Linked DNA regions of Homo sapiens: region 1 is linked to region 2. The links are chromatin contacts, found by Hi-C or POLR2A ChIA-PET in ENCODE. All regions are on one chromosome and are shown on one strand. Each heading gives the region's core, a stretch centred on a gene start or an enhancer-like site at or near the end of the contact. The rest is flanking DNA. Distances are from core to core; before and after follow the strand shown.

Evidence for each region. Hi-C counts contacts between places; a loop is a spot of excess contacts on that map. ChIA-PET counts read pairs that join two places held with the same protein, here RNA polymerase II (POLR2A). Pooled maps may share reads with other maps.
Region 1: a map of CD14-positive monocyte shows a loop between it and region 2 (8-fold over the local background). The contact joins the promoter of ARVCF here to the promoter of UFD1 in region 2. A Hi-C loop is called at or near these places in 1 of 168 maps with a recorded cell type or tissue (CD14-positive monocyte), 1 of 37 single-sample maps with no recorded cell type and 11 of 50 pooled maps. POLR2A ChIA-PET finds 5 or more read pairs at or near these places in 4 of 52 experiments (CD8-positive, alpha-beta memory T cell, H1, PC-3 and 1 more).

What each region holds. Positions count from the first base shown.
Region 1 is chr22:20,015,369-20,018,087 of GRCh38, forward strand. It overlaps ARVCF (ARVCF delta catenin family member), which reads right to left and starts at 1,455. Exons shown (of 20, transcript NM_001670.3): 1 at 1,221-1,455. It also overlaps a transcript of TANGO2 not described here. RefSeq lists a silencer at 1,347-1,746.
Region 2 is chr22:19,477,730-19,480,498 of GRCh38, forward strand. UFD1 (ubiquitin recognition factor in ER associated degradation 1) reads right to left here and starts at 1,464. Exons shown (of 12, transcript NM_005659.7): 1 at 1,354-1,464. The coding sequence starts at 1,356. CDC45 (cell division cycle 45) reads left to right here and starts at 2,191. Exons shown (of 19, transcript NM_003504.5): 1 at 2,191-2,290; 2 at 2,429-2,488. The coding sequence starts at 2,240. RefSeq lists silencers at 1,231-1,300, 2,091-2,140 and an enhancer at 1,701-2,000.

The DNA.
Region 1 (2,719 bases), core at 205-2,704, 540 kb after region 2:
CACTGTCGCCTGATCTAAGGCCTGGATCACCTGCTTAGGAGCTGACCGGCCACTGGCATGGCACACCGGGCAAGAGAGCGCTGACTGCCCCCCTGCATTCAGCACCATCCCAGCTCCAATAGAGTGAGTACAAGATAGGTAACACCTGCCTTGTTTGGACCAGACCTCTAAACACCGCCCAGATCCCAGAGTAAAGGCAGATAAGGCAGTAGTTAAGAAGTAGGAAGAAGTAAAGGCAGCTACCCCAGAGAAGCTAAGGTCGGGAGAGGTGGAGGCTCCCACTGCACCCCCCTGGCCCATACCATAGGGGAGGTTTCCCCCACAGCAGCCTGGGTACTCACCTGAGGTTATTAGACAGCAGCATTAAGAGCCTACTCTAAAAAATACCCACGGGGCACCTTTCTTTTCCTTATTTCTAAATATGCCTGGATGTAGGGAAAGGGAGCTGAAGTCCTTTAGTTCCATTTTAAGTATGTTACATTACACATAGCTAAGAAACGGTGAAATATTGTAAGCAGCCAATATTTAATTATTTAAAAATTAAAATAGGCTGGAGCTCTCAGGCCACCTGCCCAGGGCGACTCCCCAGCAAACCGAGCAGTCTCCCTCAGAGTGGAGATGACATGTCTCCGCACCGGCACCGAGGGGGCGCAGGGCGGCGTGGGGAGGGGGACCCAGGCCGGGGGTCCGGGTGGCGCGCCCTCTCTCACCCCCGAGGCGGCAGGAGCAGCGCGGCGCGAGGACACCTCCGGGCCGTCGGTGCCCCTGAGCTTCCCGGCGGCGCGCTGCCCCAGGAAAGTTCCCGGCCTGCCGCCCCTCGGGCTGTTGGAAAGTTTCGGCGGCTGCAGGGCCCTGGCAGCTAGGCGCCAAGCGTCGCGCGGGGCGGGCACGGCTGCGGGGTCGGGCCGCGCTCGGCTGGAGTGCTCAGTGCAAGACGCCCGGACGGGTAGGGTAGGGCCCCAAGGCCACGCACAAAGAGACCCGCCCCCGCCGGCCCGGGGTCTCGGACGCCGCAGAGCGCGCGGACAAGACGCGGGTGGGGCGGAGATTGGCTCCGACGTCCGGCCCAGACCCTCGCCCGGATCTCGACTCCAGGGATAGGACCCTGTCCGGACCGCTGCCCGGAATGCGTCCCATATCTGCAGCCCCGCCCCCAGTCCCGGCTCCGACCCGAGGCCCCAGCCCCGGGTCCCACACCCCGCCCACTGGCTCAGGCTTACCTGGAGCGCAGCGTGGGCGGCCCCGCAGCGCGGCCTCGGACCCCAGAAGGGCTTCCCCGGGTCCGTTGGCGCGCGGGGAGCGGCGTTCCCAGGGCGCGGCGCGGTGCGGCGCGGCGCGGGTCGCAGTCCACGCGGCCGCAACTCGGACCGGTGCGGGGGCCGCCCCCTCCCTCCAGGCCCAGCGCGCAACCCGAGACCCCGGGCCAGCCCTCCCGCCCTCACGCGGCCCGTGCGCAAAGCGGACCGGGCCGGCGACGCGAATCTCCGCCCCGCCCCATCTGACAGCAAATTTTCCCATTGGTCGAGAGACCCGGCGCGGCACGGCAACCGGCGCCGATTGGGCGGATGCGCGGAGATGACGGCTTGCCATTGGGCCTCCGGGATGTCAGTCCCGGCGGATGACCGGCCCCCTCGCGGAGGGGCCGCGGCCCCGCACCTGCCCGAACCTCTGCGGCGGCGGTGGCAGGGTACGCGGGACCGCTCCCTCCCAGCCGACTTACGAGAACATCCCCCGACCATCCAGCCCCGAGCAGGGACTGGCAGAGCCGGCGCCCCTTCCCCGGACTCTGGCCGCGTAGCCTCCGCCACCACTCCCAGTTCACAGGTATCCTTCTTCAGCGCCTGCTACTCGCTGCGCGCTGCGCGCCGCTCCCTCCTGTCGACATCGAATTGTATTCTTCACGCAAGCCGCGAGAGAGAGTTCTGCTGCTATCCCCATTTTACAGTTGGGAAACAGCCTCAGAGAGGTTCTCACTTGCTTGAACACAGTCGTCTGACCCTGGGGCCTGGGGGCTCTCTCATCCTCACGCCCCTGGGTCCCCGCAGCGGGGAGACGATGGAGGTAGGAGCTGCAGTATTTCCGAGGGCAGGAAGGGACCCCCTCGGTAAACCAGGGGCTCACCTCCCCCACCAGGCCTGGATGTAGAGACCTCTTGGGCTTGTCCCACCCTGCAGGCCCCCCATGGGGCCGCCCTTTCTTACCTCCTCCTGGCATTCTCACAGCCCCACAGCTCTGCGTCTGGGGAGGCAGAGTTGTGCGTTTATGCCCGCACCCCGTACTACTGTCCCATTTTCTTCACCCTACCTGGAGTCAGGAAGAAACGGTGCTTCACTGCCTGTTGAGATTCACGTAGGTTACATTTCCTTGCCAGATTAAGAGCACCTGACATGAGTGGGACCATGACCCTCCGCCAGCTCTGCGTAACCTTGTGGTGTAGGGGGGAACCAGCAGGGATGCTGCCCAGTGGGCTTTTCTAGGGGGAGGTCCTGAGATGACTTCTTAGCCAGTGACCCTGGCTCACGCATGCTGTCATCCTTTCCTGCCCTGGATGCACCTGGAGATGACCAGTTCCTCGGCTCATTGCATTCTCCAAGGCCGCCTGGGGAACCAAACTGCCCACAACCATGCTTATGAGTGGTGGAGGGGTGTGACCAGACACTCTTGTCTTATCCACCCATATTGGGAGTCCAGTGTGTTCATCCAATCATTCCTTGGCCAG
Region 2 (2,769 bases), core at 214-2,713:
TGATTCCAAATATATATTTAGTAGAAGGAATGCCACCTACTGACAAAGCAGTTTACTAGCAACTCCAAAATTAGCAAGCTGAATTAGCCATCTCCCAAAATGCAAACATAGCATGTTCCCGCCTAAAATCTGGGATGGTTCTTTACTCCCTGGCACTCTAACACAGTAATTTCCAATCTTTTGTCTTTCTTCTTTTAAGCAGCATAACTGTTCAGCTAAATCTTGGCCAGAACCATAACACAGGAAATAGCGTTTCTGGGTGAACAAGGCCAGAACAGGGTAGGGGCTTGCTTCCCTTGAGTGCTTCTCACTAGCCAACCTATGTAAGCCATTTCTTCTCTTTGAATATAAAAGGTAAATCCGCACAAAGGGGCAACATACTTAACAACCTGCCTGCAGTTTACCCATGAACCCGACCTTCTGCCCCTTCTTTGCTGCTCCCGATCCCATCTCTCACTTTCCTTTTCAATCCCGAGACCTAGCACACTGCCTGGAACATATCAGGTATTCTTGAGTGGATGAACTCAAGAATAGAAATAAGCCAGGGTTTGACAGTGACACACTTGGGATAAAATCTAACAATCATTCCTTGTCTTTACTAAAATAAACAGGTGACAGGAAGACAATACCGTAGAGTGCTTTGCAGCCAGACAGACTTGGCTTCAACTCTCCAGTCCCTACTTCTGTGACTCGAATAAAGTACCTCTGTAAACGTTAGTTTTCTCATGTTTAAAATCATCATCATCCTTGCTTCCAAAGGGATTGTAGGGATTAAAAGAAATAAGCCGCGATGAGGGAGTACAGGTGTTAAAAGCTGTGTAACAGGAAATGTACCAGCAGGTATTAGCTTCCATCGTTATCATTACCGAACACAACACCGCTGTACAGATTCGAAGGCACGAACCCGTAGGCACGGAGCTCACGGAGCTGGGGCAAGAGCTGGGTGTCCCCCAAGAGCGGGGGATGCCCACTACGGATTCTCCCTGGGGAGCGCCCTGATTCTGTTCCCATCCCCAGCAACCTTGCAACTAACTTTGGGTTTATGGAAACCTGTTGCGCGTCCAGCACTTGGGAAACCCGTGAATGGACACAAACCTTCCTTTCTTTCGTCAAGGAGGGCAAGTCCGGCTGAGACAGAATGCGAGCCACGTTCAGGACCGGCGGACGCGACCACAGGCGGTTAGTGGTCAAGGGTCCTGCTTGTGCCCGGTGCGGCCGATGAGCCTGCAGGCCGGACTCAGGCCCGGGTGACTCGGCACCTCCGCCGCCGTCCCGCCCCGCCCTGCCCCGCCGGGCCCTACCTCAGGCCCCGGGCCAAGGCCCAGCCCCCGCCCGCTGCCCGTCAGCGCTTACCATGATGGACACCACCTGGCAGACTCCGCTCCTCTCAGGCAATGCAACGAAGAAACCCCGCCGACCGCTCTCCCAGCCGCCGCTGCCGCTGCCGCCGCGCCAAGCCGGTACGCCCCAGAGGCTCACCGGAAGTGCCGGACCCGAGACCCGGAGGGGGGGTGCCCGGGACAAAGCGTCGGCTGCAAAAGAGAAAAGGCCAGGCGAAGACGCTAGGCTCTAAAACACCCTCAGTAGAAGCATTAAAATGCCCTTTCGTGATTTATTTCCCCTTTTATAGGTATTTTTAAACGTTATTTTAAATTACGTGTTGACAGTATTCCCCTCCAGACGAATTTAGTAGGGCCCATTGTCCTTACGACTACACTACCCACAATGCACTACCCAGACTGCCTCTGCTTCAGCCATCGAGGACTCGGGCGGAACTAAGCTACAAATCCTTCTTCAAACCACACCAAAAACCTATTGCAAACGTAAATGCTGCCCCATTGGGTATGTGACTGAGTTTAATGTATGGTTAGAAGTATACTTTCCCTGAGGGTTCCCAGTGGGAGGCAGTAGGCTTCTCTTCCCAAAGTAAAGATGTCCGCCCAGCGTCGCTTTTCTGGGTAAAAGCGAGTCAGAGTTGAAGGGGGCAACAGTGTTTGCGTTCGGCCTCAGAGGTGACGCTTCTTTGGGGGCGGGCTGGAGTTTTCTGGCCGTGAATGGCAGAGCGCTAATGGCCGCCTCCAATGTGGCCCAATCAGAAAGAAAGGAAGGCTGGGAACTAAGAAGCTATTGGTTGGTGATCCCTGGACCAATCGGAGGAGCCGTGATTTGGCGGGAGTCTTGACCGCCGCCGGGCTCTTGGTACCTCAGCGCGAGCGCCAGGCGTCCGGCCGCCGTGGCTATGTTCGTGTCCGATTTCCGCAAAGAGTTCTACGAGGTGGTCCAGAGCCAGGTGACGCCCAGTCCGGGACCCCCGCCGAGGCCTTGCCGGTGGGGAAGGGATGAGGGGGAGCGACCGTGGGTGACCGGGAGGCAGGGGAGGGCCGGGGTTCGGGTCGCCGTGTTCAGCCGGTCTGCTCTTCCCCGATAGAGGGTCCTTCTCTTCGTGGCCTCGGACGTGGATGCTCTGTGTGCGTGCAAGATCCTTCAGGTGAGTTCTGCGGACCCTAGGAGGGCGGGGCCGGCGCGCGAGGTGAGGGTGCTGCGTGGGGGCGCAGGGCGGGCAGAGTGTCAGGATGGGTGCTGAGGGCTTAGGGTGGGAGAGGGAGCAGGGCAGGAGGTGAACAGCAAGTGAGAGGAGAGAGACTCGGAGGAGAGGTTGCCTCCCTGTCCCAACGGTGTGGGGTGGGATAAAGGATTAAGTAAAAGGTAAAGAGACTAGTTTGTATTTTTGCAATAAGCTATTAATATTAATAGGTGAACACAGCAGTT